Linked DNA regions of Homo sapiens: region 2 is linked to region 1. A link is a loop called in an ENCODE intact Hi-C map of the cell type or tissue named here. Cell type or tissue: PC-3. All regions are shown on one strand. Each heading gives the region's core, and the rest is flanking DNA. Links, peaks and the distances in the headings are about the cores only.

What was found. Peaks named below come from ENCODE experiments on the same cell type or tissue, not always from the same donor. Only the 100,000 strongest peaks of a DNase experiment are listed, where the experiment ranks them.
Region 2: it touches region 1 in a loop (4-fold over the local background); 3 of 110 quality-filtered maps call a loop at or near these places.

The regions. Positions count from the first base shown.
Region 1 is chr7:155,852,790-155,868,246 of GRCh38, reverse strand. No RefSeq gene overlaps it. Among named protein-coding and RNA genes, the nearest start is that of SHH, 48 kb to the right of the region's middle. In PC-3, for the core only: a CTCF peak has its summit at 5,479; DNase peaks (open chromatin) are centred at 5,986, 7,246 and 9,296; H3K4me3 peaks cover 1,151 bases; H3K27ac peaks cover 1,655 bases.
Region 2 is chr7:155,912,284-155,927,740 of GRCh38, reverse strand. No RefSeq gene overlaps it. Among named protein-coding and RNA genes, the nearest start is that of SHH, 110 kb to the right of the region's middle. In PC-3, for the core only: no CTCF peak of the experiment used is centred there; DNase peaks (open chromatin) are centred at 5,600, 7,860, 8,520 and 10,290; H3K4me3 peaks cover 660 bases; H3K27ac peaks cover 1,781 bases.

The DNA of each region.
Region 1 (15,457 bases), core at 2,374-10,373:
TCATAACCATTCTGCTTCATTTTGCCAGATACGCACCTTCTCATCCCATCTGGCAGCTGGAGGTGCACATAGGACCCTCCTGTGGCCAAACAGACCTAAGAAAAGGTCTGCCGGAAAGTTCTGGAAGTTTTTCCTTTGTGACAAGAGGAAAGACCTTCTCCACCCACCCTCATTGCTCCTTTCTTGCCTTTGAATGCAGTATGGGTACACTGTGCCTGAAAATATGAGAGCCACCTGCTCATCATGAGGTGACAAGCTGGAGAACAAAAGGTCCTCGTGCTGAGCATGGCCAAACAGTGCAGTGGAAATAGCCAGGTCCTTGATGATGTCTTTGAGCTTCTGAGCCAACTCAGAGATGACCCGTCTCTGGAGTTCTGTTAAGTGAATAATAAATGCGCTCATGGATTAAGCCACTCTCAGGCAGATGATGTGTTACTTGCAGCCAAAAGCTCCCCAATTGACAGACCTTACTATGTTAGAGAAGAAGCATTTCTTCTTCCACATGCCACTACTATCTCCCAGCTCCTTTTTCAATCTATGACATAATCCAGTTTTGTTTTATGGGGTCCTCTTAATGCCCACTGACTTCGTGTGCTAACTGGGCTCTGTTGCTCTCTGAGGCTACAGTATAACATCATTCTTGAAGGCATTTTCCCTGAACTCCCAGGGTAGTGCCTCTGTTTCTTGTTTGCCTTACCTTATCTTTATTGACTTTCTGAAATATATCCTCAGGTAGCATTTTCAGCAAAGGCCTATCAGAAACAAAATGCGTTCACCTTGCCCTTGTGCTGAATCATACTTGACCTTGATGCGGCTGCTTATGAAAACACTGGCTGAATTTCATCCCTTTGTGGATGGCCCAATTCCCCCTCCTTGCAAGGTCCTCTATGCTTTTCTTTATCTTTAGTTTTCTAAAATTTCATCAAGATATGCAGGTCTTTTTTCACTTATCATGCTGGTCACTCAGTGAGTTCCTGTTATTTTGAAAATTTGTGTCTCTGTTCAGGTCTTGAAAGTTTCATATATTACTTCTTTGATAATTTTCTTGTCCATTTTTTCTCTGTTCTTTCAAGAAATATTGCAGTCTGATATTTTTCTTTCCTGAATTGATCTTTTATGTTTTTTGTCATTTTTCTCATAGTTCCTATTTTACTCTGTGTTCTGGAAATTTCCTCAACTTACCTCCCAACTCCTCTTTGATTTGTTTTACAATCCTTTTGTTTTTATTTCTGAATATTCTTTCTCAGGGTTTCATAATATCTGTTCTTTCTTTCAAATGCAGTACGTGCTTGAAGAATACTTCAAAATATTTCATTTTGAAATTAATTTACAATCCCAGAATTGTTTCTTTTCTGTCTGGGGTAGTTATCCTTATTTATTCTGATCTTCCTCTTTTGTGCTGCTAGTAGGTCTTCTTTATGTATTGAAGATTCTATGATTCTATGTCATTAATACTTAAGACAGAGAATTAGGTGGACTTCTAGGAAGGCAAATGGGGGTTTTACCTGGACACAGACCTGTTTTCCTGCCATTTGTCTCCTGAATGGGCTGATTGGTTAACCAGGTACTTTGTGTGCAAGTGTGGCGCTTAACGACTGGCCCACAAGGAGCTCACCCCTGAAACCGGGGTCCCAAAAATGCCAGGCTGGGAAAGGCATCCTGAAATTCCACAGGAAGTCTGTCCATGTCTATGGTAAAAATCCTGTTCCTGCAAACCTGCCACCTGCATTTCACTTGGGGCTGGCAGTGGGCCGGGGATGGGAGGCAGACCCACAGGCCAGGGGAAGAGCCAGGAGCATCCCCAAGACAGACTGGCGACCCCTCCGTTTCCACTCGCTGCTCCCACAACACCTGTGGCCACACCTGCAGCTCAGATCTGCCCCACCTGGGAAGCAGCCACACCCAGTCTCCCGTTCCGTCCAAGGCTGTGCTTCCCCCACTCTGCCGCCTGGACCGGCTTCCATCCACGTCAGGTCCTGCAGAAATCTGTTGAACCATCTCGCCGCCTGCCACCCGCTGTGACCTGCGCTGTTATGGGTGTGTTTCTGCATTCCCCTTCGCTGGGCTCTCAGCAGGATCTGATGCTGCAGGGGACGAGCAAACGGGTTGGCAACTTCTAAACATCAACTTCTCTCATTAAAAGAATCACATTCAGCTTAATTACTACAATAAGTCACGCTGGGCAGCTCTGATTCCATGAGGCTGTGCTGGACAGCACCAGGCTGCTCGCCCTCCACCAGGTCTTCTGGGCCCTCTCTGCTCTTTTGCCTGAAGCAAGCCACACACGAAAACAAGAGGAAACTAACACCCAGGGGTTCCCCTCTCCCTAAAGAGGAGGGTAGCTGTGGATCAGTGCCCCTGCCTCCCTTCCTTCTGGAGGCAGTTCTGGGAATCATTCCTGGCTTCTCCAAGCAAAGCCCAGACTGCCTTCGGCAGGAGCCCTAGTGACCTCCCAGCTCTTCCTCCCAAGTCTCATGCTCCTCCGCCCTCGCTCCTGATTTCTGGGGTCACCTCCCTCATAAATATGTTCCCCAAACCCTCATTTTGGGCTCTGCTCTCAGTGGGGCTGGACCTAAGGCAGGCGTAGCATCCTCCCCAGGGGACATGAGAGTTTCTGTTTATTGAAACATGCTGACATTCTTAGAATGGTGATGGCTGGAGGCAGACCGCCCAGGGAGCTGGACAGATGAACAGGTCCAACCAGGGGCTGTCGGGATATTTGCTCACAGGGCCATGACAGATCCCAGAGGGAGAATAGGGAAGGGAACAATGATGAGGAGGGCTTCATGGGGAGGACTCTAAAGCAGAAGTCAGCCAAGGCCTGGGTGGCATCCAGCTCAGAACCCTTGCTAAGATCTAGCCACAGTCAGCGGCTTCCAAGCATCTGCAACAAGGTCCAAGGGAGCACCAGCTGCACCTCCTCTGGGCCATGGGCAACCAGGGAGCCATGCTACAGACAGGGCCACCCGAGGGAAGCTCCCGCCCACTCCAGCAGAAGGAGATCTGGCAAGGCCCGTTAGCTGGTTAGTCTGTCCAGGAGAAAGTACGGTGGAGCCAGTTTTTCTTTTGGAGAGAAGAAAGCCTAATGGTGCATCCTGAAACCTCGGGACATGTTCTCATGCTCTCACCCTCTGTGCAATAGTGTATTGAGCAGGAACCACTCAGGGTCGTGTAGCAGGGGCTGTGTATGGTCCTCAATATCGACCTCCCTTTCCTTTTAATAATAGGATTTCCCTCATGACCTCCAGTCTTAGCTGAGGACATGGCTGCCTAACCAGAGATTGCATTCCCAGCCTCCTGGATAGCTAGGTTTGGCCATGCAACTTTCACCAATGGGCTATGAGAGGAAGAAAAATGGCAACCTCTGTATCACTAACTTAATAGGCCATTGTTGGTTTTTGGGGTTTCTTCATGTGTCCCCTTCTTCCCTTGCCCCCTTTCCTATGGCCAGGAAATTGTTAGGAATAAGCGCGCTGGACCCGGGACAGAAGCCCCATTTGGGAGATCCTGGAGCCCTGCCTGTCTTGAAGGAGCAGAGCCTCTGTAGCATGATGTGGAAGAGAGATGACTCCTGTTTTTACTTAAGCAGCCACATGTGAAGGTTTCTGTGACAGCATCTTAGCCTTTATCCTAATAAAAAGCTAGCATAATGGGGGATCATTCAGGAAGGCCTTCCTGAAGAGCTGGTGCTGAAGCTGGAACTGAACAGAAGAGAAAGGAGAGAGAATGGCAGCACGGTGAGGGCAGGGCTGCACCCAGAGAATGATGCTTACCAAGGACAAGCTGTTGCCTCGGGGTCGGGAACGAAGAAGGAAGAAGACGCAGTGAAGGGATTTGGAGCTACACAACCAAGAGATCTTCCTTCCTTAGAGCGGACCCCACAGGAGACAGCTTTTGAAGAAAGCAGACACAACTCTAAATGTGTCAACTCGTAGGTTCATATTCTTGCCTGCTGGTGTGAAATGTGCCCTTCTGCCACACACACAAAAAACCACAGCCACAAGTGTGAGGGGGGCATGGGCCTGGACTAGAAGGTCCACACCGACTCTGCGAGGAGACAGAGTGGCCACTGTGCATGCAGCAGACCGGAGAAATGTCAGGGAATTCACAGCACAGAATTGCTCTTAGAAAGGAGCTGTACTTGCTTCCCCAAAAATCCTTGGTGAGTGCCTGGCGTCGAGGATGCAGTCAGGGCCGCACTGTGGAGACCACGATGGAAGGGGAGCACAGGTGAAGCTAATGAGCCCCAGAAGCCTCCTCCGCTGTGTCTTAATGAAGTCTGCAAGCTCCTGGGGTAACCTGTGTGTGTGGTTTTCCCAGGGGCCTGTGAACAGGGCTGGATTCTGTCTTAGGATGACAGTCAGCTCTGGACACCCAAGGGTGCAGAGTGCAGAGGAGGCCGCCACTGAGATGTGTGGGCGGAAGGTGCAGGTCAGGCCGGACGGGGCCACCAGCTGCCCTCACAGGGCAGTGCTGCCGGGAGTTTGTGCCGGGCAGGTCCCCTCCAAGCTGAAGGAGTCCAGGGACCATGGCAGTTCTGGATAAGGATAAAAAGGTAAGGATGGGCCAGGTGCGGTGGCTCACAGCTGTAATAGCAGCACTTTGGGAGTCCGAGGTGGGCAGATCATGAGGTCAAGAGATTGAGACCATCCTGGCCAACATGGTGAAACCCCAACTCTACTAAAAATACAAAAATTAGCCAGGCGTGGTGGCACGTGCCTGTAATCCCAGCTATTTGGGAGGCTGAGGCAGGAGAATCACTTGATCCTGGGAGGCGGAGGTTGCAGGGAGCCAAGATCATGCCACTGCACTCCAGCCTGGGTGACAGAGCGAGACTCTGTCAAAAAAAAAAAAAAAAAAAAGCCAAGGATGGACCTTGATCTATTTTGAGTTGTTTACTCTGAAAAGCTTTGGGAAATTGCATCCTCTCCTCACAAAGCCCCAGGGTACAAAATTCAAGGCAGTGATGAAGGTATTGGAAGGAGCAACAACCCCAGAAAAGGAAAGTGACTCTGAGCATGAGGGAGGCAGCACCCAGAAGGTGGGCCTGGCCCCCTTGCCTAGAGGCCGGCAAGCTCCCCGAGGGACAGGCCTCTGTGGGAGGAACAGGCAAGGGGCGGCGGGGAGGTCCAAGGTTCCAAGGGGGTTGGAGGACAATCTACCAGCAGCCCCCACACACCGGGAGCACCTCTTGTCTGCTGGGCAGCCCTGACCACGGGTGTTCCTGCCTGGTGTCATGCACATGTCGGAGTGACCCTGCAAGGTCCTTGCTGGGAATCCCATTTTACAGATGTGGAAATGGATGTATCTGAGCTGGAATTCAAGCAGGTTGGTCTGGAGCCATAGCTCATTTCCCTGTGGGTTTTCTTGTGTCATTCTGAGTGCAAGGACTCGTGCAGCGCCATCAGAGGAGACAAGGCCATAACATGAAGAGCCTCTGTTAGCTGAATTGGGAAAAACCATGTCCCCACGGCTTACCAGGACTGGCCTCCCAGGTGCAGCCACCAGAGGCGCCAGCGAGCTGCACCAGGCAGCTTGTTCAGAAAGGATCACCTGTGAGCGCTGAGGATGGCACCGTCCAGACAACAGATAAGGCAAAGCCCTCCAAAGTCAGGGTCAGCCCTGGGGAGCAGAGACAACAATCCCCGTCTGCCAGGAAGACGTGCAGGTCTCCGATGGCCTCTGGAAGGGCAGGCAGCACCCTTTGCATTTTATCATCATGCTAAACCTAAGAGTTATTTTCAAGTTGAAGTTTGCATTTAACTTTTTTTTAATTGCAAACAGAAGTTTATGGTCCAACAATATGTAACCCTGTAAATCATCATTAAAATGCCTCCTGTTGTGAAATAATGACAAGAATAATAATCGATGGGCATATATTAAGAGTGAGAGGTTTATGCAGGGCTGAGACAATAGCACAACAAAGCAAATGTTTGCATTCTTTAAGAATAGCATTCTCATTTATAAAGTATGAGTAATAAAATCAATACTGCTGAAATTGAGCCACAGCAGGGTGGAGCATGTTTTCTTAATCCTATGACAGGTGACTGGATAAGAATGTTCTATATTCTTTTCGCTAAGTAAAAATATGACCCAAAGCTTTCAACATTCTACATATGGACATGGTGAATTTTTTTTCCCAAAGAGATTCTAAATGAAGATGAGATATACAATTGCAAATATGTGAGAATAAGGCACCCTTATTAATTAGCCCCCTATCTTAACTATTCAACACTCAGTAAATATGTGCTGATATCTGCAAACTCCTGGGGTTAATTGATCATTGTCTTTGAGAACACCTGATCTTCAATGTGTAGACTGAGGTGGGTGATGATGCCCATCTTGGGTGGAGTAAGAAAGAGATGTGGGGAAGTGTCCCTTGCCTGGAATGGGAAGGACAGTGCCTCCAATAAAAAGAAAGATGACTGTGACGACGTCATCGCCGTGGTGACAGTGACAGAGAAGAATGGAGAGTGAATTCTGACACTGGGCAGCTCCGGGAATGTGTGTGGCTGACCCTTCTTCACTGCATGCCTGTGTCAGCAGTAGGGACCTGTGCGACAGAGCAGAGTGACATGCTTAACAACTCACTATTTATAGGGCATGCAGAGGGAGCCAGCCTGCAGGAGAAATGCACTTACAAAATTGGAACTATTACTCAGAATGTGAATTCCACTGTAATTCCTGTCAGCAGCCACGCGCGACTGTCATTACGACCTTGCAAAGCTGCCTGGCTCCTGTGCAATGCCACCATTTCGGTGTGCATCTCTACCTCACCCCTCCTGGACAGAGGACCCAGACTTCTGCAGTCTCCTGAGGACCAGAGCTCTGCCATGCCACCCTGGTGCTGGCCCTGGGGCCTTTCCTGTTCCCGTCCCTGCCCTGCCTCCCTCCCCATTTCGTGCCAGGGCATATCTGCTCAGTGGGCATGACCGTGATTTTCACTTATCTACAGAGACAAGCCTGGTAGTGATCTCCCTGAGAGCCCTTTTCATGACTGGACAGGGGCCAGCTCTTTGCTGCTTCTGCAGTGTTTGCAGAGCTGCACCAGGTGCCCTCGTCTCTGACATCGTCTCCTCACCCAGGACTGGAGGAGGCACCTCAAGAGGCACCCAGTGTACTGGAATTACCCCCAGGGAGGCACTCACAAGGGGCCAATCCCTCACTGCCCCCTCGCTGGGCACTGAGAAATACTCTCAATGATGAAACCGTGCCTTGGCAAGCCCGCAGCGGGCTGCCTGCCAAATGCTCTCCCAGCAGAAGGGGCCGTTTTGCAAGAAAGAGGAAAAATGATTGCAAATATGAGCAGACGTCAGCTTTCTCTTTGGAGGCTAAAGGTTGGTAGCAGGATGAGGTCATTCAGAATACACTCTCTCCTTCATCCCCATTCCTTTGGACCAAAGGAGACCTAACTCCTAGGTACAGCTGTGTTCAGATCTCCCATGCAGAAGTCACTGCCCAGGCCACTTGGGGTCTCAGATGACCAGGAGCTCAGCGCTGATGGTTTTAGACCTCACAGGCAGTAGGCTGCCTAAAAATAGAAGCCTTCAAAGCATCAGTGCTCCTGGAGCCAGACACTTTCCCAATACACAGAGAAGACACCTGAAAGCCTGATGACATTCTTCATCATGGGCTCGGCACTATTCATCCTACACTGCTTTGTTGTTGATACCCGGTTACCATTTGATGACCCAGGGACTGGTCCCTGTGATTCTGCCCCAGTTAACCCCCAAGGAAACGGAGGCAGGTACAGAAGAAGAGACCCACTCTTGGGATCAGCAACAAAGACATCATCCCTGGGGAGAGCCGAGGGTAGCCAAGTTTCAGGGAGATAGGGACAAGGAGAAGCAGACGATTCTGCTATTGGGCGCTTAGGAAGAGAAGCTGGGATACAGATGCAGATACAGTGAAAGATACAGATATAGAGATAGATGCAAATACAGATGCAGATACAGATACAGATAGATATAGATACAGAGATAGATGCAAATACAGATGATGCACATGCAGATACAGAGACCTGCAGATACAGAGATAGATGCAAATACAGATGTAGATGCAGATACAGATACAGATGCAGACATAGATACAGAGATAGATACAGATACAGATTCAGATGCAGATACAGAGATAGATACAGATACAGAAATAGATGCAAATACAGATGCAGATACAGATACAGATACAGATGCAAACATAGATACAGAGTTAGATACAGATACAGATTCAGATGCAGATACAGACATAGATGCAGATACAGAGATAGATACAGATACAGAGATAGATGCAAATACAGATGCAGGCACAGATACAGATGCAAACATAGATACAGAGATGGATACAGATGCAGATACAGATACAGAGATAGATGCAGATACAGAGATAGATACAGATACAGAGATAGATGCAAATACAGATGCAGGCACAGATACAGATGCAAACATAGATACAGAGATAGATGCAAATACAGATGCAGGCACAGATACAGATGCAAACATAGATACAGAGATAGATACAGATACAGATGCAGATACAGATACAGAGATAGATGCAAATACAGATGCAGATACAGAGACAGATACAGATGCAGACATAGATACAGATACAAAGATGGATACAGATATAGATGCAGATGCAGATACAGAGATAGATGCAAATACAGATGCAGATACAGATACAGATGCAGACAGAGATACAGAGATAGATACAGATACAGATGCAGATACAGATACAGAGATAGATACATATGCAGATGCAGATACAATTACAGAGACAGAGATATATATAGATGCAGATGCAGATACAGATAGATACAGTAGAGATGCAGCTACAGATCGATGCAGGTACAGTTACAGACATAGATACAGACACAGAGATTACAAATACAGATGAAGATACAGATGCAGAGATAGACCTCTTCAGAGAAGTATGGAAGGACTGTAGCTTTACAGTCACATGGACTGAGTTCACATCCCCACTCCTCCTCATCCTAGCTGTGTGGCTTTGGGTAAAGTTACTTAGTCTCTCTGAGCCTCATTTTCCTCAACTATGAAATAAAGATAACAATAACCCCTTCAGGGTTTCCTTAAGAATTGAATAATTATAGCAGCTATTGAAGACTTAAAATGTGAGGCTCTTAGCTAAGGGGTTTTCCTGGATTAATTCATTTAATCCTCACAAGAATCCTCTGTTACTGGTATGGGAAAAATTTGGGCAGCGTGGCTAAGTGATTGCCCCAAGGCAAAGTCCAGCACTGTCCACTAACTCACACAGTCACTCCACTGACCGGGAAAAAGGAATAAGACAATGACTCATGCTAAGTGCTTGGCTTGGTGGCTGGCTGGCAGTGATTCTCAACACATGGTAACTACTCATTATTACTAGTTCCATTGCCCCACGCTTATGCCCCTGCCACTCAAACACACACTCACATATGCACACACTCACACAGGCACACTCATATGCACACACACATTTGCACAAGTCAAACATGCACACTCACATATTCACATGCATACACACATGCACACAAATGCACACATGCTCACACATATATACACACACACTCACACACATGCACACACATTAACATGGACATGCACATTCATATACACATGCACACTTACACATTCACATTCACACATGCACACAAGCTCACACATGTACACACACATTCACACATGAACATATGCACACACAATCTCACACTAACACAGCTATACCACACGAATTCCCACACATATTAGCACACACATACATTTATACACTCACAGTCACATGCACATACACTCACACATATACATGCTTACATTCACATGTGCACACACTCATGGCATACGCCCACATATTTACACTCACACAGTGTACACTCAGATGCACAAGTACACACACATGCTCTTACATACTCAGACATACAATCATGTTCACACGTGCACGTTCACATGGTCACACTCATAACACTCACATGTGCATGCATTCATACACACGCATGCACTCACATGAACATATGCCCATACGCTCGTACATGCACACCCTCACATACACATGGTCAGATACATTCACATATACACTCATACATGCACATAACACATACTCGAACACATTCACACAAGTGTACACTCACACATCCATATGCAGACTCACACGCACACACACTCATACACACTGGCGATTACACAGTGTTTGTCGGGACATCTCACTCCCTTTCCTTCTCCCCTAGACTGCCCTCCATGTTCACTTCTCCCCTGACTTCCCGTGAACGAACGCCTGCAAAGGAAGGAGCATAGTCACTTTTTCCTTCATGTAGGCTGAAGCTCGTCATGATCATTCTGACCCCAATCCAGCTTTGGGCTCAAACCACAGTAACAGCAGCAGCAAAGGTCGAAGATGTACAGACAAGTGATAGAAAAATAAAGTTCTCATCTGTGACCTTCCTTGGGGCTTAGCGTGCACACAAACCACCTGGGGTGTTGTTTAACTGCAGATTCTGATGCAGGAGGTCTGGGTGAGACAAAGATTCCACATTTCCGAGAAGTTCCCAGTGATGCTGCTACTTCTCAGACCACACTTTGAGGAGCAGGTTATAGGATATTTCGGGGTTTGATCCAGATCCAAAGAGTGGAAATTTTTAGAGCACTTTGGGGTGTTGGAGCACTATGTACAGCTTTCAAGACTAAAGTGCTTTCAATGCTCAAATGATTACTTGCCAAAATCCTAAGCAACAACAATCACAAACATTATAGCAAGAAGGGACCTTGAAGGTCTTCAAATCTTTTACCCTCACTTAACAGATGGGGGGACTGAGGCCAAGAAAGGCTGCAGGACTTCCTCAAGGTCACACAGACACTCAGCAGCCAAGTCAGTCTCTAGTGCTTATTCCACTGTTGCCCACTGAGGCAGAAGCACCCTCACCCTGCTGTGGATTATCCAGGCATATGTACTGTGGCATTCCTGGGGATAAAGCCTTGTGAGCGATGGAAGTTCACACCGTTTCTTCTAGCCAATATCCCCTGTTCTTACTTTTCATCAAGATTACCCCCCCGTGTTGTGTGACTCTTGACCAGAAGATGACCCACCACTGAGCAATATGTGCACTCCTTTTATAAGTGGAACTTTCCAGACCAAACTAGAAAATGCTGCCAAGAATCAATAACATAAGGAGCCTCAGACATTTCTGTGCCTCCCAGTGTTTTGTACAGTATCTGGACCACGCATGTTGAACTCCTTGTCAAGATTGCAAGATAAGTAAGAAAGACCTCTAAGAGCTTTGGTCAGGTAGGGGCACAGCCAGAGGCATGTTTAGAGAGCCCTGCAACATACAGGAGGGACTTTGGCCCAGCAGGAAGGCAAGGGGCAGTTTGCAGAGGGAGCCAGGAGGTGGAGATGGCCTTGGAGGATGACCAGAAGCCCTCCAGACATAACAGCAGGAACACCAAGAACAAAGACCAGAAAGCATGATGTCACATGGTGAAGGCAGTCATGCAGCACCCTGCAGCTGGCTTAGAATGGGAAGGAACGACTGGCCAGGGAGACCATGGAAAGGTAGGCTTGGGCCAGCTTGCCAGAGATCTTGACGCCATACAAGACTCTAGGTTTGTTCTGTTGGGGGCTCCCACAATTCCCAGTTCTCCCAGGTTATTACTCAGCAAAGTCATGGACTTCTGTGAGAAGATCCAAGTCTAAAGCTAGCAAAAAGTGGCTATTCCTCCTTGGCAGTTTTTTAACTCCCTCTCCAAGAAAAGTAGATGATCTTTACCTTGGAACTGAATGCTCCTAGGAAATATGTTCCTTTTCCTTTTGTTTTCCCAATTCACTCTGTACTAGGGAAGCCCATAATTAGAAGCATGGCACAAGTCTTAGCCTAGGCATAAGCCATGCTGGATTTCAGTCCTGGCTGTGCTGAGCCATGCTAATGGGACAGGGACACAGCCAATGATGTAGCTGGCTACCTTCAGGTATCAGGTACCCTGAGTAGCTTTTATGAGTGCCCCTTACTCTAGTGATACACAAATGCCTCGCACAGATCATACAGAAAATCGAGTAAAAAAGTGTGAAAGGATGGTGAGGATTCAGCTTCAACTGGAAAAGGATACCCAAACTATGTTCTTCCCTAAGAAGATTCAATGGTGTCATTTATATGAGTAACATGGTTAATACATAAATTTAAATAAGCCCTATATTTGAATTTGCACAAAGTATAAATCTGGGGATGATTTTCTTTTTTCAGACTTATTGAGGTATAATTGACTAATAAAAATTGTATGTATTTAAGGCATATAACACAATGTTTGATATACATATACATTATAAAATGACACCACAATTAACATATCATCACTTCATATAGTTACTATTGTATGTGTGTGTGTGATAACACACATATATATGAAACCCACAGCTAATATCATACTCAACAGTGAAAAGTTGAAAGCTTTTTCTATAAAGGAACAAGATAAGGAGGCCTACACTTACCACTTCCATTTAACATAGCACTGGAAGTCCTCGCCAGAGCAATTAGGTAATAAAAAGAAATAATCTAAATCAGAAAGGAAGAAGTTAAATTGTCTCTGTTTGCAGATGACATAATCTCGTATAATGAAAACCCTAAAGACTCTGCCAAAAACAAAACCTGTTACAACTAGAAAACTAATTCAGTAAAGTTGCAGAATACAAAATTAGCAAACAAAAATTAGTAGGTTGGATGAAATCTTCTGAACATGTGTGTTAGGTCCATTTGGTCTATGATGTTGTTCAAATCGACTGTTTCCTGATTTATTTTCTGTCTGGATGATTTATCCATTGTTGAAAGTGTATTAAAGTCCCACTACTGTAATTATATTGCTATTTATTTCTCCTTCCAGTTCTGTTGACATTTACTTTATATATTTAGGTGCTCCAAAATTTGGTGCATAAATAGTTACTGTTGTTATAGCTTCTTGATGAAGTGACTTTTTTATCATTATATAATGACCTTCTTTGTCTCTCCCTTGGTTGCCATTTGCATGCGATTTTTTTTCACCCCTTTACTTCCAGCCAATGCATATTCTTAAAGCTAACATGAGTTTCTTGTAGGCAACATATAGTTAGATCTTATATTTTTATTTATTCAGCCACTGAATGTCTTTTGATGAGAAAATTTAATCCATTTACATTTAAAGTAATTATTAATAGGTAAGAACTCACTATTGCCACTTTGTTAATTGTTTTCTGACTGTTCGGTACTTCCTTTTTCCTTTGTTCTTCTCTTGCTTCTTCCTTTGTGACTTAATAAATTTTTGTAGTGGTTTGCTGTTACTTTTCTCTGTCTGTTGAGTATCTACTATAGGTTTTTGCTTTGTGTTTACTGTGAGTCTTACAGAAAACCTAATTGTGCAAATCTATATGGAACTGATAACAGCTTATCTTCAATCACATACAGAAACTACACTTTCACTTCCCTCCTTACCTTACATGTTTGTGAGTTCACAATTTACATAGTGCAAAATTTTTAGACAGTGTATCCATTAAGGAAATACTGTATAGTTATCTTTAATTTTATTAATTATTTAATTATTAATTATTTAATATTTAAGTAAGCTATAGTTAGCTTTAATATTTTTGCCTTTAACCTTTATATTAGAGTTAAAGGAGATTTACAGACCCATCATTACAGTATTAGAGTATTTGAATTTGACTATATATTGACCTTTACTGCTGAATTTTATATTTTCATATGGTTTATATTAGTAATTAGTATTTTTGTTTCCAATGAAGAACTCCCTTTAGTGTTTCTTGTAAGGTAGGTGCTATGGTTTGGTTTGTCTCACTCACCCACCCACAATTGTCATGTTGAAATTTGACTTCCAGTGTTGGAGGAGGGGCCTAATGGGAGGTGTTTGGATCATGGAGGTGGATTTCTTACAAATGGCTTGGTGTTGCCCTCATGGTAATGAATAAGGTCTTGCTTTATGCGTTCCCATGAAAACTGGTTGTTTAAGGAGAGTCTGGACCTCCCTCCCCTCTCTCTCACCATGTGGTTGCTGCACATGCCAGCTCCTCTTTGCTTTCCACCATGAGTGGAAGCAGCTTGAGGCCCTCACCAGAGCAGATGTTGGTGCCAAGCTTCTTATACAGCCGGCAGAACAGTGAGCCAGAGAAACCTGTTTTTTAAGGAAATGAATTATCCTGCATCAGTTGTTCCTTTATAGCAACACAAACAGACTAACACATGCCACTTTTCTATTGCGGCTTACAAAATTCTCTCTTTGTCTTTGACTTGATAAGTTGATTATAATGTGTCTTGGTGAAAATTTCTTTGGGTTTAACCTGCTTGGGGACTTTTAAGCTTCATGGGTCTAGATGTCCATATCTCTCCCAAGATTTGGGAAGTTTGCAGCAATTATTTTTTAAAATAAGCTTTCTGTTTCTTTCTCTCCGTCTTCTTTTTCTGAGAGTCCAATAATGCACATATTGGGTCCTTTAATGGTGTCCCATAAGTCCCATAGGCTTTCTTTATTCTTTCTTTTTTTTTTTTTTTTTTTGACAGAGTCTCGCTCTGTTGCCCAAACTAGAGCACAGTGGCACAATCGAGGCTCACTGCAACCTCCTCCTTCCTGGTTCAAGCAATTCTCCCACCTCAGCCTCCGGAGTAGCTGAGACTACAGGCATGCACCATCATACCCAGCTAATTTTTGTATTTTTTGGTAGAGATGGATTTTCACCATGTTAGCCAGGCTGATCTAGAGTATTCCCCCCACCTAAGCCTCCCAAAGTGCTGGGATTACAGGCGTGTGCCACTGTACCCGGCCAGCTTTCTTTACTCTTTTTTATTCATTTTCTCTTTCACCTCTAACTGGGCAATTTCCAAAGACACTTCTTCATGTTCACAGATTCTTTCTTCCACTCTGTTGGGAAGGTTGAAACTCCGCATCGCATTTTTCATTTTATTTATTATATTTTTCAGCCCCAGAAGTTGTTTGGTTCTTTTTTATGATTTTTATCTCTTTGTTGAATTTCTTGTTTTATTCATATGTTGTTTTCCTGATTTCATTGAGTTGTTTATCTATGTTCTCCTGTATCTTACTAAGTTTCCTTAAAATAATAATTTTGAATTTCTTTCCAGATAATTCCTAGATCTCCATTTCTTTGTAATCAGTTACTGGAGAATTATTTGTTCTTTTGGTGATGTCATGTTTCCTTAATTTTCCATGTTTTTTGCAGCCTTGTGTTGATGTCTGAGCACTTGAAGAAGCAGTCACCTCTTCCAGACTTCACAGAATAGCTTTGATGAGGAAAGACTTTCACCAGCAGGTGAGCATAAGGTGCCCAGTCGGGTGGGGTGTGGCAGCTCTGGCTTCAAGGAATGCAGTGTGCAGTCTCTATTTACCTCCATCAGCCTCTAGGCTGGAGGAGGCAAAGACCGTGGGGATCCTTGGTGACCAAGGCTGCAAGTGTTTGAAGTGGTGGTGGTGGCAGCAAG
Region 2 (15,457 bases), core at 4,377-12,376, 57 kb before region 1:
AGTCAGCCAGTCTTCAGGCTGCCCAGATAGTCACCATCTCGAATGTCAAGGGGTCTGGACCAGAGGGAGAGAGAACTCTTGATTTTCCTAAATTCACAAGTTAGTGATTTGATCCCCAAATGACACCAGTGATATCCACTTATGACTCATCAGCCAGCGCCAATTTCATGAGAATGGGGTCTGGAAAGCATAACCTAGCAAGCAGTATGGCACTAACAAATGTCATTGCTCCATGAATTAAAGTTCTTTGGTTGCAAGCAACCGAAATTAGCTCTTCTTGATGTAAACATTAAAGGAGGGGAGAGTTCAGAGGAACACAAGCTAACACCTGTGCCTCAGGGAGGACAAGAATCCAGGCGGCTCCCAGGGTCCCTGCAGGAGGAACAAATGGACAGCTCAGGACAAGTACCACCAGGAGAAACAGCTCCACAGCCTTCATCCTTGAGTAACTCTTCCCATGGAGAGAAAGCATAGTCAGCTCAGCTCAGATCACACACCAGCTCGGCGGCCAGGGAAGGCATGACACCTTGATGAACCCACCGATGGCAGCACTAAAGGAAATGCACGAAAATGGGAGTGTAGTGCTGAGATGCAAAAACAACGAATGTGCACCTGGTGGCCTGAATGTCCTCATCCATCACATCCGTGTGGTCTGTGATCTTCATCAGGGCCTCCTTCGTTTATCAGTGGGTTTGATCAGCAAGCATTTAGTGTGTGCCTCCAAAGCCACACTCACCCACAGCCACTCCGTGGACCCGCAGATCTTCCCACACATCACATGTCTTTCAGGGAGCAGCTGTGCCCACCTTCATGATGCTGGGTGTTACTGTCGAGCACAGATGCCCCACGTAAGATGCCACCTTTCTTACCTGTGTCCCCAGAAGCCACATGCTTGCATGTGGAGGAGGCTGTTCTGGGAGGAATCCTGTCCCCATGCTTGAGCGAGAGGGTCCTCAGGTCAGAAGCTATTCAGCCAGGGCTGCCCACGACTGACCCCCAGACACAGAGGACCTGCCAGTGGGTGACTGAGGGCCCCACAGGATCGCCTGGGCCAGGGGTTCCCAAACGGTCGTCCTTGGACTAGGTCAAGATTTCATGGAGGAAATGAGCACAATAAGTACAGTAGAGGTGAATGTTTCCATAAACCCAAATTATTAAATTTAAAGGACTGTCTTCATTCTGAAGGTTTCCTTTTTGATACTAAAATGTTCTATTGTTTATAAAGCAATTAAGCTAGCTGGGCATGGTGCCTCATGGCTGTAATCCCAGGACTTTGGGAGGCTGAGGCAGGTGGATCACCTGAGGTCAGAAGTTCAAGACTACCCTGGCCAACATGGTGAAACCCTGCCTCTACTAAAAATACAATAATTAGCTGGGCGTGGTGGCAGGCACCTGTAATCCCAGCTACTCAGGAGGCTGAGGCATGAGAATTGCTTGAACCTGGGAGGCAGAGGTTGCAGTGACCCGAGATCCTGCCATTGCACTCCAGCGTGGGTGACAAGAGTGAAACTCAGTCTCAAAAAAACAGACAAACAACAAATAAACAAACAACAACAAAAACAATTAAGAAAAAAAATAGATCTTTCTAATGTCCTCGGCAATAAAAGAGAGAGAAGAGGCCAGCTTGTTAGTCAGCAAATTCATTTGTTCATTTGTTTTGAATGTCCCAGTAGACGGTATCCAAGCCTGGGAATCACTAACAGAATCTAACTGCTTACTGATCCGACGAGGAAGTCAAAGCCTAGTAGGTGGAGATGCCCAGGCTCACATGCTCCCCACGGGCCTGGCTCTTCCACTCAGCGAGTGTGACGCCCTCTCCCAGTTCTCCTCCTGCCCGGGTCCTTGCCACCTCCTGTGGGTCCTTCTTTGACCTGAAACTCACAGGAGCAGCACTCCCAGCTGGCCGCTGAATGTTCCTGTCCCCAGACCGAAGAGAACAGACCACCTGCCGCCTCATCCGGTCATCTCAGCGCAGGGAGCCGCTCTGCACTGACCACGTGCCTCCTTCCAATCCAACATGGTTTTCAGTGGAAGGTTAAATTATAGGTGCTGCCTTCTTAATGTTATCAAAAGTAACTATAGTCATTTAAAAAGCCAAGAAGTCAAACTTCCACCAATTAGTTAGGTAATTTGTTTCTTTAAGAGCCCCCACCATGAATTACCCATTAAATAAATATCTGATGCATTTACTGTGTCCTGCACCATCAAGCTGAAAGGGCAAATGAATGATAATTACACATAAATATACTCCAGTTCCATAGTACTCATTCCCAGGGTCGGATATAATTTACAAACCCCAGTGAGATTAACTCAGTAACCCTAGGCTCTCACCCATTTTCATGACAGGAAAGCTGAAGAGAATCAACAAGAAATATTTAGGTAGAAAACATGCCTTTTGGACTACTAAGAATCCCCAGTATCTCATTTATTTATTTTGAATCATTAATGCATGCTTACCATGCACCAGGGTTTCAGTTCGCAGCCCAGGGTTTTGACTTCCGATTGCCATTTGTCCTGGGCTATTGGGTTTATAGAGGATGAGGTTGTTCAGGAAAATAACTTGGGAAATGCTTGGTTAGATGCCAACGGCCCTTCTGAACTTCTGTGACATGAGTGTTCACCAAGAGCCATTTTAGGATGTTGTATTAGGCCATTCTTGCGTTGCTATAAAACAACACCGGGGCCAGGCACGGTGGCTCACACCTGTAATCCCAGCACTTTGGGAGGCCGAGGCGGGTGGATCACAAGGTCAAGAGATCGAGACCATCCTGGCCAACATGGTGAAACTGCATCTCTACTAAAAATACAAATATTAGCTGGGCGTGGTGACATGCCTGTAGTCCCAGTTAATTGGGAGGCTGAGGCACGAGAATTGCTTGAACCCAGGGGGCGGAGGTTGCAGTGAGCAGAGATCACGCCACTGCACTCTAGCCTGACAACAGAGCGGGATTCCGGAAAAAAAAAAAAAAAAAAAAAAAAAAACCTGAGACTGAGTGATTTATAAGAAAAGAGGTTTAATTGGCTCACAGTTCTGCAGACTGTACGGGGGCTTCTGCTTCTAGAGCGGCCTCAAGGAGCTCTTATTCATGGCAGAGGGGAAGGGGGAGCAGGCATCTTACATGGCAAATGCAGGAGTGAGAAAGAAGGGGGGAGAGTGCTACACACTCTTAAACAGACAGATCTCACGAGAACTCACTATCGCAAGAACTGCACGGAGAAGGAAATCCACCCCCATGACCCTCACCCCACTAGGCCCACCTCCAACACTGGAGATTACAATTTGACATGACACTTGCGGAAGGAACACAGATTCAAACCACATCAGATGTGGAAAGTTGACAGCGTGTGCCTGTGGTCCCAGCCACTCAGGAGGTTGAGGCAGGAGGATTGCTTGAGCCCAGGAGGTCAAGGCTGTAGTGAGCCATGATCACACAGCTACACTCCAGCCTGGGCAACAAAAAACAAAACAAAACAAAACAAAACAAAACAAAGTGGAAGAAATTCAAGAATATTCCCAAGAACAAAGATCCTAGTAATTTTTTTAACCAAGCTGGAATGTTTCATGAAAATGAAAACCTTTATTCTGCCTAATATCCTATCTTATTAACTTGATAGAAAATGTTTCACTTTTTCAGAAGAAAAAGCCCTTTTCTAAATGAGTCAATGTTTGCATGTTTTCTAATTAATTTAAACCTCAGGGCCCTTCTCTTCTTAGAGGCTGCCTGGGACTTGGGATCCACCAGACGAGCATGGCCCTCATTGTTCCACTGCCTGCCCGTGGTGTGACTTTTTCGGCAAATCACCTCGTGTTTCCAGCCTGTGCTGTCTGATCTGTAGAATGGGGAGCATTGCAGCTGCCCCGCGGGGTTTGTTACGAGGAATGAAGATGGTGAGCTTGAAGCACACAAACCCTCAAGAAATGAGGCCTAAACCTTCCCAATGACACTCATCTCCAGGAGGAGCTCAGGGATTGGTCTCGATGTCCGTGAGTACCAGCCTGCCCGGGCATCGCAGCCGCCATCCACAAACACGAGCACAGCACAGACACACAGCAAATGTGCTTGTGAGTGATCCAAGCCCACACTGCCAATCTCCCACCACTGGATTAGGACATTTAAAGAATTGCTTCTCTTTGGAACTACAGTTTTCTCTTAGAACTCAAATGCAAAGAAAAGCCTCTCAGCATGGGGGTGGCACAGAAAATCTGCAACCCTGATTACTCTACGATGTACAGTTTTATTTCTACTGATGTTCACGTGAGCTTGGGAAACAAGATTTTAGCTTCAGTTCTCAAATAATTAGAAGATGTCAGCCAGGCATGGTGGCTCACGCCTGTAATCCCAACACTTTGGGAGCCCAAGGTGGGTGGATAGCCTGACGTCAGGAGTTTGAGACCAGCCTGGCCAACATGGTGAAACCCCATCTCTACTAAAAGTACAAAGATTAACTGGGTGTGGTGGTGCCTGCCTGTAATCCCAGCTACTCAGGAGGCTGAGGCAGGAGAATCACTTGAACCCCCACTAGGCAGAGGTTGTAGTGAGCTGAGATCGAGCCACCGCACTCCAGCCTGGGTGACAAGAGTGAGACTCCATCTCAAAAAAAAAAAAAAGGAAAAAAGAAGATGTCCTCTCTAGGTGGAAAGGGCAGTGAGCCTGCCTTCTTGCCTTTGTAGCATAGTGAAGAATGGGATGTTCAACTTGTCACTTAATCGCTTCAGGTTGCGGCTTTTAATCTATTAAATAGAGACATTCACAGAACAGTTGCAAAGGATTAATGAGATAATATTTGTAAAGCGATTGGAGATAACATGATGAAAAGCACATATAAATACAGAGTATTACTATTAAGTCTCTAAAGAATAATAAAATGCATAATGACACGTCTGTGGTAATCTATACTTAATTATGTAATTTTCTAATACCCAGAAGGTATGCACAAGCCTAGATGAGTAAATGGCATTGCATGGCATTCATTTCATGAGGTCACTGGCCATTAAAGTTTAATCATGTCCCATTAAAAAATAAAGACTTCTGTTTTCACTCTTTCCCAATACTTACTAATACGTGCGTGTGGTAAGGTATGAAGTCATATCGATTTTTTAAAGAGAGAGAGGTTTCATATCAGGCTTAGCCAACTCTCTCCACCCATTCCCCATAAGCACCTGCCAGGCCATCACAAATGCCAGAGGCGGGGTCCCCGTCTTCCCTGGCTGGTGCTCCGGCTGGGCAGTGAAGACCAGCCTATGTGAAGGATGGTGACGGACAGGCGCTGCACAATGCCCTGTCGGGCTGCAGAGCCCGTCTTTCAGAGCTGGGATCGGGAAGCAGCAGTAGCAGCCTCGTGAGGTCGGGGATTTGATTCCTGTCCTGTGCCCAGAGCCTCAACGCTGGTATGTAGGGAGCGCCCCACAGGCATTTTTGGACACACAGCTGAGTGACTGCATGAATGAGGCCCCGCTGAACCGAGGAACGCTCCCGGAGGAAAGGGCCCTGGGAGCCCCTGCAGGAGGGCTGAGCTGGCCAGGGAGGGCCCCCGTCACCAGGAGCAAGGCCCAGAGGGAGTCAGCGTGGTGCGGCCAGGGAAGAAAACCGGTTTGGCTGCTTCACACAGAGCCAGGGAGACGCTGGTGAATCACAGAGGGAGGCCCACCCAGCGGCCTTGCAAGCCTGGCTGTTCTTAGCTCCAACGCCTCTAAGAGTCCTTTTGCCCAAATTTCAGACCCAAGAAAGAACAAAACTGCATAGATCCGCCATCTCACCATATCTTCTCCTTCCACGGCTTCTGGCCACCGCAGTGCACACAGATACCAGGTGTCGGGCCTAGAAAACAACAAGTGCTTCCAAATGGAGCCCATGGGGCCTGCAGGACCCCCAATGGCAGCCGCAGCGACCACGGGCGGACCCACCGTGAGACAAACAGCCCCAGCCAGCAAAACAACCAGAGGAGGCCTCCCTGGGCACTGCAATGATCACAGGCTTTCTGGGTTTCTCAGGAGGACCACTGGGTGCAGCTGAGGGTACCCGACGTCCCGTAGCTAGCCAGTGAATTCAACAGGTGGTGAGCCCGACCGTCTGGAGTCAGACTCTGAGTCTGACCCTCACCCACCGGGGACCTGGGACAAATCATGAAATGGGTGAGGCCTCTAAAGCACCAGCTTCATCTACCCAATGGCCTCCTGCAATGCCCAGGCCATGCATATGGAAACTCAAAGCTGCCCCAGGTGGCACTGGCCACAAGGATTAAGGGGCGGTGGACAGAGCACACACAGGGCAGGCAGCATTTGGGTGCACAGCTTTGTACAAATCACTCAACTGCTCCAAGCCTCAGTTTTTCCACGCATGAGATGAGATTGTTGGATGAGTTTAGTGGCTCCCCAAGTCGCAGTCCGTGAACCAACTGCATCACAATTGCCCGGGACTCCCATTTCTAATGCTGATGGCCAGGCCCCACTTCAGACTGGCAGGGCCCAGAATCAGCAGCTGGAATGCTGTTCCCAGTTCCTGGTGATGGATGCACAGGCAGCTGGGTTTGGAAACCAACGGGCCATGTCCCTCCCTGCTCTGAGCCCAGGGTCTCATACACCATAGCAGGTGCAGCTGAGGTGTAGAGCTCAGTGAGGGGTGGCTACAGGCAGGTACCCACCAACCTAAAAGCTGCAGCTGGCTCAGTGGGTCCCCACCAACCTAAAAGCTGCCCCTTGCAGGGCTATCTGTTGGCTTCTTCCTTGACACAATGGGCTGTTGGTACCATCCATGCTGTTCATGCCACGCTGCACAAAGGGTCCCTCAGGGGCCGCAAGTCCAAGCTGCTCTGGGGCCACTACGGCCTCAGATCCCGGGAAGAAGCGTGGGGTCTGCCCCCACCCAGCATCAGCTCCTTCTGTGCACCACTATCCGCTTCGATTTGTGCTCTGGAAGGAAGTCCAGCAACTGGAGTTAGGCCTGGTCTTTTCTCGGAGAACAGATGCCCCTCCTCCCAGCCCCCTCAGCTTCCCCCTACCCCCGCCCCGCCAAAGCTCTACTCATCCTTCTTTCCAGACCTCGTTGTTGATGCCCTACTCTATGCAAGGCCCGGGCAGGCACGGGGGCAGACACCAAAGCTCCATGAAGCTAAGTGAGCTGCATCTCCACATATCCTGGTTTCTAAAACGCTGATGTGATTGAAGCAGGTAAATTTACACGCTTGGCTCTCCTAAAGAATGCAGTAGAGCTCCTGGAGCTTCCCAGGTGGAGGGGGCACCTGCTGATATGACCAGGGCATCTTTCGACCATGAGGGCATCCTACGTGGTATGACCTGGTGATGGGGGGCACCTGGTGATATGACCCAGGCATCTTTTGACCATGAAGGCATCCTATGTGAACAATGCCCCTGGGGAGGGTGGCTTCTCCACCTGCACTGGAGCAGGACCACACTGGGCCATCAGGGCACCGGGTCCCCCCCAGCAGCCCTAGCCCACACCGCGACTCCCCTGGCTGAACCCCGATGGCCACACGTCTCTGTGGCCCCTCAGTCCTGAACAAGCAAAGCATCCCTCAGCCCCGCCTGGGCATTTGTCTTCTCTCAGGCAGGTGGAGCGTGCCGCGGACAGCATAGTGCAGCCTTCACAAGATGAAGCACAATTTTGAAGAGAAAGGGAAACTAGGTCTGGACGACACCCTACCAGGAAATTTTTCTCTCAAGGGTCTCAGATCCTCAGACAAAAATAAGCAGCATGAGATCAAAGTTAGGGGAGTTCTTCCACCCCCACCTCAGGCCTGGATTCAGGATGTTTTGTTACATTCAGGTTCATTTTTATTGCAACGCATCCCTGGAAAGTCATCACCAAATAAAGAATGACACAGACCCCACACCCATGGATGGAGCAGGACGGCAGGGGGAGGCCTGAGCAACGCTTCTGGGACTGTCTCAGGTTCCAGGAATCCTTTTCCGGGGGGTTTTCACCAAAGCCCTGAGGCCCACCCCTGCTGCCGCCTCCTGGCTGGGAGCTGCTGCCCCCTCTAAGGTGATACCCCAGTCTGCAGGGGCGAGACCTGCTCTCCCAGCCTCTCCTGCCCCGAGCCTGCACCCAGGCCCTCAGGCTGCTATGTGGGGCTGGCCACTGGGGACACAGGCAGGACCCTGGGGGTGGGGAGGCCACGATCACAGCGGCCCTGTGGCGGTGGCTGCAGCCTCAGCAGCACAGCCCCACATCCATCGCTGCCCTCGCCAGGCCCTATGACCCCGTCCTTGCCAGGCCCTATGACCCTGATAACCCCATCCAGACTTGGCTCCTGCCCTCCACCCTGCTGCTCCCACATCCCACAGGGGCTTGGAGGGTCCCATGCTGGCCTCTGCAGGGCCCCCCACCCTAAACTCTTAGCCCTGAGTGACACTCCATCTCCCGCGGGACCCTGCCCAAGGCAGTCAGTGGTCACTGGCGCCTTTGACTCCCTCCCACAAAGTTTTCCTGGAACACGCCAAGCCGTGGTGACCTTTCTCCTCTAAAGCCTCGTGTGTTTATCTTGGAACTCAGAGCCACCGCGTGCTGCTGTCTGGTGCATGACTGTACACCCCGGGGCCCAGTGATCTCACCAGCTCCTCTGAGATCACGTTTGCATCCTCAATGCATAGTTCAGTATCCGGCGTGGCCAGTGCTACACACACACACACACACACACACACGCACACACACATGCACCAAAAAAAACACACAATGCACACACAAACACACACCACACACACAATGCATGCAGAAACACACACACTACACACAATGCACACTCAAACACACATGCACACATGCCACACACCATGCACACACAAACACACACACAAACACACTACAAACACATGCAAAATGCACACACAAACACACCACACACAGACACACACAAAATACACACACAGACACACACACAAAATGCACACACAAACACACAAAATGCACACACGCACAAAATGCACACACAAACACACCACACACATGCAAACCATACACACAAAATGCACACAAAAATGCACCACACATATATCCACACACCACTCACAAAAATGTACAAACACACCACACACATATACACACATGCACACAAAATACACACACACAAACACACCACCCAAAAACATACCACACGCATATATTCACACGCATCACACATACATATACACACACAAACCACACACATATACATACAACACAGGTGCACAAAATGCGCACACAACACACCACACACACATATACAAACACAGATATAAGCTCCACACACACAGTTACACACACACACAAACACACGTGCTGGTCATATTTATTTAGTTCCGGAGTGGTTCTAAAAGATGTCCACAAACAATTCTCCATTGAGGAGGGGAAGCTTAGACCCTCCCGTTGAGCGTAGGCATGACTTAATGACTCCCCCTCTAACCGACAGATGTGATGGAAGTCATCCTGGGCCACTTCCAAAACCAGGTCACAAAAGCACTGTAGCTTTCTCCTCACCCTCTCCAATCCCTCGCTCTGGGGAAGCCAGCTGCCTTATCAAGGGCACCAGGCAGCCTGTCGTGGGTGCCTGCAGGGAGGAGCTGAGGCTTCCCCCCAGTAGTCCTGAGAGTGAGACTCGGAAGTGGGCCTTCTGGCCTCGGTCAAGCCTTCGGGTGAGCATGGCCCTGGTCAGAGTTCTTGACTGCGGTCTCCTGAGACCCAGAACAAAACTACCAGCTAAGCTGTTTCCAAATTCCTGACTCAGAGAAATAGTGTGAGGTGTTAAACATTTGTTGTTTTAAGCTGCTGGGTTTTGAGTTAATCTGCTACACAGAAATTGATCACAATTACAGGCTCTGACACATCAAAGCTATACAGCAAATCCATATTTTCTCTGATAACTGGAAATAGAAAAAAAGAAATAACCTCTGGTTGCAAAATCAGTTGCCTCCTGGAGCACCTCTCCCCACTGGTGCCATTGTTGTGTATGAGGGATGCTTTTTAGAGCAAAAGTTGAGATCTGCCTGCCTACCTGCCACTACCCATGTGCTGGCAGGGGCCAGGAGAAAGTGATGTGGCCCAAATTAGGAAAACTGGGGATATGAACAGAGAGGAAGAGAAAAGGAGAAGAGGCTGTCTGCCTGGGGCCATGGAGAGTGGCCCCTCTGCACCTCCTGCTTCTACCTCTCTACTACACAGAGATCTGCCCTCGAATAAGTGAGGAATCTGTGTCTTCGCCAAAGGCTGCAGCCACAAGCACCTTCCACCAAGCCCTCACCAAACACACAGTCGAGATAAGTGTTCACGACGGATCACTGAAGGCTCGTCACTTGGTCACCTTCCAGATCAGGGCGAGCAAATGCTTTCTGTAAACAATCAGAGAATAAATACTTCCAGCTTTGCAGGCTATGTGGCCTGGGCCTCAAACTACTCAACACTTGGAGATATTGCAAAGCAATAGTGAGGTGGCAAGTGGTATCACTGGTAAAGACAGAAGCAAAGGCACAGAAGACCATGGAGACAGAAGTGTCTCCCCTGAGCTGAGCCTCAAAGGCTGCAAGGAACCAGGCAGATGGAGGGGATGGTGAGAGAGGGGAAAGGACACTAGGAAGGTGGAGGTGAGAGCAGTGGCATCAACAGAGGATGGCGTTGAGGGTCCCCCAGAGTGCTGAGGAGAGGGGCCCGTTGGAACCGGAGGTCCCACAGAGGAGCAGTGGACACCAGGGTTCTGGAGCTTGGAGGACATCGGCTACTGTGGGCCAGAGAGGGCAGGAGGAAGTGTGGAGTTAGCTCTTAAGAAAATGAGGGATCTACTGAAGGTTTAAATGGAGGGGCGCAATGTTCAAATCTGCATTGGATTGAGAAGAGATGAAAGGCACCTTGGCGGTCAGCAGAGAGTGGGATGAGCTATCAACAGAGGATACTGCTGAAGGCTTTCCATGAGCCCTAAGAAAATGGAGTAGGTGACCATGGGTCAGAACTTCCTGTGGAGCTCCCAGGCAAGCTTTGCAGATATTAATGTCCAGAAGGCCACCGATCTCTGCCAGAAATGCCACAGCCTTGCATTCAAGGTCCCCAACCTCCATCTTCCAGGTGAAGGTGGCATGCTTATAAGAAGACTGGTGATCTTGGCGTGCCATCCCACTTAATCTTCACAACCACTAGGCTAAGTGAGCATCACTATCCCCACCAGATCTGTAGGTAATGGTGGGAGGACATGGCCAGGATCACACACCTCCCATTGGACAGCGTCTTCTTTCCATCTTTCATTGGATGAACATTTGCTAAGCCTCTTAGGCCAGCCAGGCAGTGGGCTGGGCACCAGGCACTCCTCAATGAGCACAGTCCCTCCCCAAGGTCAGCCCCATTATTGTGGGAGAAATCAATTGAATAAATAAGCAGATGGTGGTGGCAGCCATGGAGGAAGAGCAGGGAGAGCAGACGGGATGGAGTGGCGGCTCTGAGAAAAGACTGCAGGTAAGTGAAGGAACAGCCACGTGAAGGTGTCTGGGGAAGAACATTCCAAGCAGATGAGCCAGCCAGCCAACCCTACCTACATGTTCAAGGGAGAGAAAGAACATCTGCATGGCTGGAGAAGGGTGGGACGGTGGGGAGAGGGTAGTGAAAAGTGGTGTCAGAGCAACAAGCCAATGGGACCCTGTATCAGTCAGCTCAGGCCACCATGACAAGCCCTGAGGATGGGAGGGACGGGCAGTGAGGCTTAAACAACAGAAGCTTATGTCTCCCAAATCTGGAAGCTGGACCTCTAAGACCGAGGTACCAGCAGGGCTCCCTTTTCCTGAGCCCTCTCTCCGAGGGTCTTCACATGGTCGTCCCTCTGTGTGTCTGTGTCCTCATCTCTTCTTCTTATGAGGATACCAGGCAGGTTGAATTAGAACCAAACCTACTGACTTCGGTATGACTTAATGACCTCGTTAAAGACGCCATCTCTAAATACAGTCACATTCTAAGGCACTGGGAGTGTAGGACTTCAACTTATGAATTTGGAAGAGACACAGTTCAGCCCATCATGGATTTATAAGCCATCACAAGCCTCTTACCAGAAATGAGGCACCCACAGATCACTTTCCCTCATCGAGTTTCAAATCATGCTCCTCGCACTTCCATAGAGGGAATGATGTCTGCTTGGCAGAGCCATTATCCCAGAAACCAGCTGCTACCAGGAACAGCCAAGAGCAGGACCAGGGGAGTGCTGGGAACACAAAACCCTTTACCAGGTAAGATGCCTCATGCGAACAATTTCAGTGGTTCGGTGCTGGAGGCTGGGACACGCAGAATCCTCTGCACCATGGGGCAGGTGCATCTCTTCTTCATTGCTGTTTCCTGGTGTGTGACACAGTCGGGGCTCCAACATCTGCTGCATAAATTGCACCTCTTACACACACACACACACACACACACACACACAGAGGAGCTTCGCCTTAGGAGCCAGAGGCAGACCCCTTCACAGACCTTCCTTTTGAACAATGAGATCTACAACATCAGTGAATATGCTAGTGATGCTCATTATAAAAGAGCAAGTGCTAGTCATCAGCAATTCATTAATAGCTGACCTGCAATGGGTGACAACTCGTTGGGGTCTTTCGTACTGTTTAGAAACTCCAGCCTGTTGAGGCAGAATGTAAGTTCAGAAGCCCCAGGGGCCCTGGCTGATGATGGCGGCCTCCTCACACTTCACTTTCACGAACAGAAAGTGACGCATGCTTCCTCCAGCATAACCTGCTCCAAGATCCCACTTGGTAAGATTCCAGAAGCAGATGTGGTTCCCCATTTAAACTACTAGTTATTAATATACACTATGAGGCACAACTGACCAAAATTTTGGATGAATCTCTGTTTGGGGAAACTAGATGTTTTGGTTACTTGGAAGAGCCAGCAAAAATAATCTACTTCAATTAGCACAGTGGGTTTACAGATTACAGTCAGCTGCATGTGGTCACAACAGACCGCTCAATACATTTGGGGCCAAACGCACCAGAAGCTCACTTCTTGTTCAAGCAGGAGTGCAAGGAGGGCAGTTCCTGCTGCAGGAGGTGGCGACTTTGGGACCTGGGTGAATCCCATCGTCTGCCCTATGTGGTGGACTCACTCGTGCTTCCAGTGCAAGAAAGGAGGAAGAGTGTGCAGAGGCCCAGTGCTTCTTAAGGACTTAGTCCCCAAAGCAAAACATGTTCACTCTGCCCATTTTCCATGATGCAGCCATGTCTAACCATAAAGGACCTGGGACGTGTGGCCCAGCAGTGTGCCGGGGAGAGGGGTCCATGTGTGAGTAACCAGCTCCATGTGGCCCAGCGGTGTGCCGGGGAGAGGGGTCAATCCGTGAGTGACCAGCTCCGTGTAATCCAGCAGTGTGCTGGGGAGAGGGGTCCATGTGTGAGTAACCAACTCCATGTGGCCCAGCAGTATGCCGGGGAGAGGGGTCAATCCATGAGTGACCAGCTCCGTATGACCCAGCAGTATGCCGGGGAGAGGGGGCAATCCGTGAGTGACCAGCTCCTTGTGACCCAGCAGTGTGCTGGGGAGAGGGGATCAGTGTGTAAGTGACCAGCTCACGCCCCTGCACGCGAAGCTCCCTTGGCAATGTGGTTTCTCTCTGGCCTCCACCTGAAGGGCCCAGAAGGGAAGCGGTCTGTTGAACGTGAGTCATTATTGTCAACGTTCCCCCAGCTCAGGACAGGAGGCAGATGCAAAGGTGGAGGGATCGAACCTGCCTCTGTGCTGGCTCTGGGGAAGCCCCTCTCACTCACGTCATTCTGGACTGGATGGGAATCCGCATGCCCATGGAGCCCCCGCTCCAGGCCCTGCCCATGCGTGACCAAGGCAGAAGCACCCCTCAAACCACGGCATCCCCATTGTGGACCAGCCCTGCCCTCACAGGCGCCTGCCCCAGTCAGACAGTGCGGACCCCACATGTGGGCTGCAGGGCGCCCTGCAAGTGTTGGGGCTCCCACCCTTTCAAGCATCACATGGGGAATCTACTCAGCTCTGGAAAACAAACTTCTGAAAGACTTTGGTGCCCTTTTTGTAAGACGTCCTTCTCTTGCAATTCACATGGAGCTAAGTCCCCCGCAAATATAAAAGCCCTGCTCAGGTGCCCCAGAGCCCTGTGAACATGGGCACCATGGAAATAGGCCACTTTCTCTACCCTCTCTCCCAGACTCCTTTGCCCTCTTCCAATCCCCTTTCAAAGACGACAGTTACATAAGTGGATTCCTTCTAGCAAATAACAGCTGGTGATGTGCTGGCAAGGAACGTCCAGAAATAAAATTTCAGCCGAAAAGAATGCTGAGAAGTTCCAGCTGATGAGCTGGGAAAGGAAATGTTTGGGGTAAGAGAGACTGCCGATGTCGCTGGCCCTGCTTCTTCTCCCCGCGAGGGCACCTCAGTGACTCTCCTCTGTCTCAGGCTGGGACCTGGCATCTCCTGCTCCTCCCCATCCCTCCCCATCAGATGCTAAGAGCTGGGGCTTGTTGAGCCCTGTCCCTGTGCCAGGCATAATGTTCAGTATTTTGTACTCATGAGCTCATTTAATTCCTCACAATGACCGTGTAAGCAAGGTGTGCCCATCTACAACTAAGAAGAGTGAAGCACAAATAAATTTAGGAGCCTACCCAAGGGGAACAGGAAGTGCCACCTCGGTGCTTGAACCCAGGTAACTTGGCTACAGGGCTCACAGCCAGTGAGCCCAATCCTGTACTGCTAGTCTGTGTCCTGTCAGTTCCCCAAATAGTAACTCACAGCTGAGCCTTCCTTTCTAGCCTCCCCTCTCCACTCATGGACTGTCATGAAGATCTCAAGACTGAGGGTTCTGTCTCCAGCCTCCATCCACTGTCATCCATAGACCATGTCCTTGAGAATTGTCCAGCCACTGGAAAGATTTGAATAAGCACTCATGTAATTATCAGCGCAGAATGTGGAAAGTCATAAAGAAAGCTGGTCCAAACCAAGCCCGATCCAAACCGAGCCCAGTCCACATGCTCATCATACACAGTAGTTATGCCATAAACAGAAAATCAGCAGCTGAACCTCAGTGCCTAGGAGAAATACAAGGCTAGGTTCCTACAGGCCTCTGGTCACATTCTCATCAGCAATCAGTACATGACCTTGTTTCATCTGTGTTTTTGTTTAGAGATGCCTTGTTTAATATATACTATTAATTATATTATATATACTATTGGTAACACTCATAGCCAGTAGCACCAGAACACAGCCTGCTTGAAGCTTCTCTGAGACACATATTTTCTCTTAAGGCGCATCATTGCCTTCCTGCATTGGGAACACAGCACATCAGCACTGAGCTTGTGGGCCACTCTAAACAGCAAAAGCACCAACAAAAAGCATTAAAATGTGGAAAAAGTAGCACTAAATAGACCTTAAAACAACACATTTGTTTACAGCGTGGGTGCGAGAAGGCAGGCAGAGCTTTGTTCCACCTGAGCTGGGAGCTCAAATCTCTCACCCCTCTGCAAGTCTGCAGATGA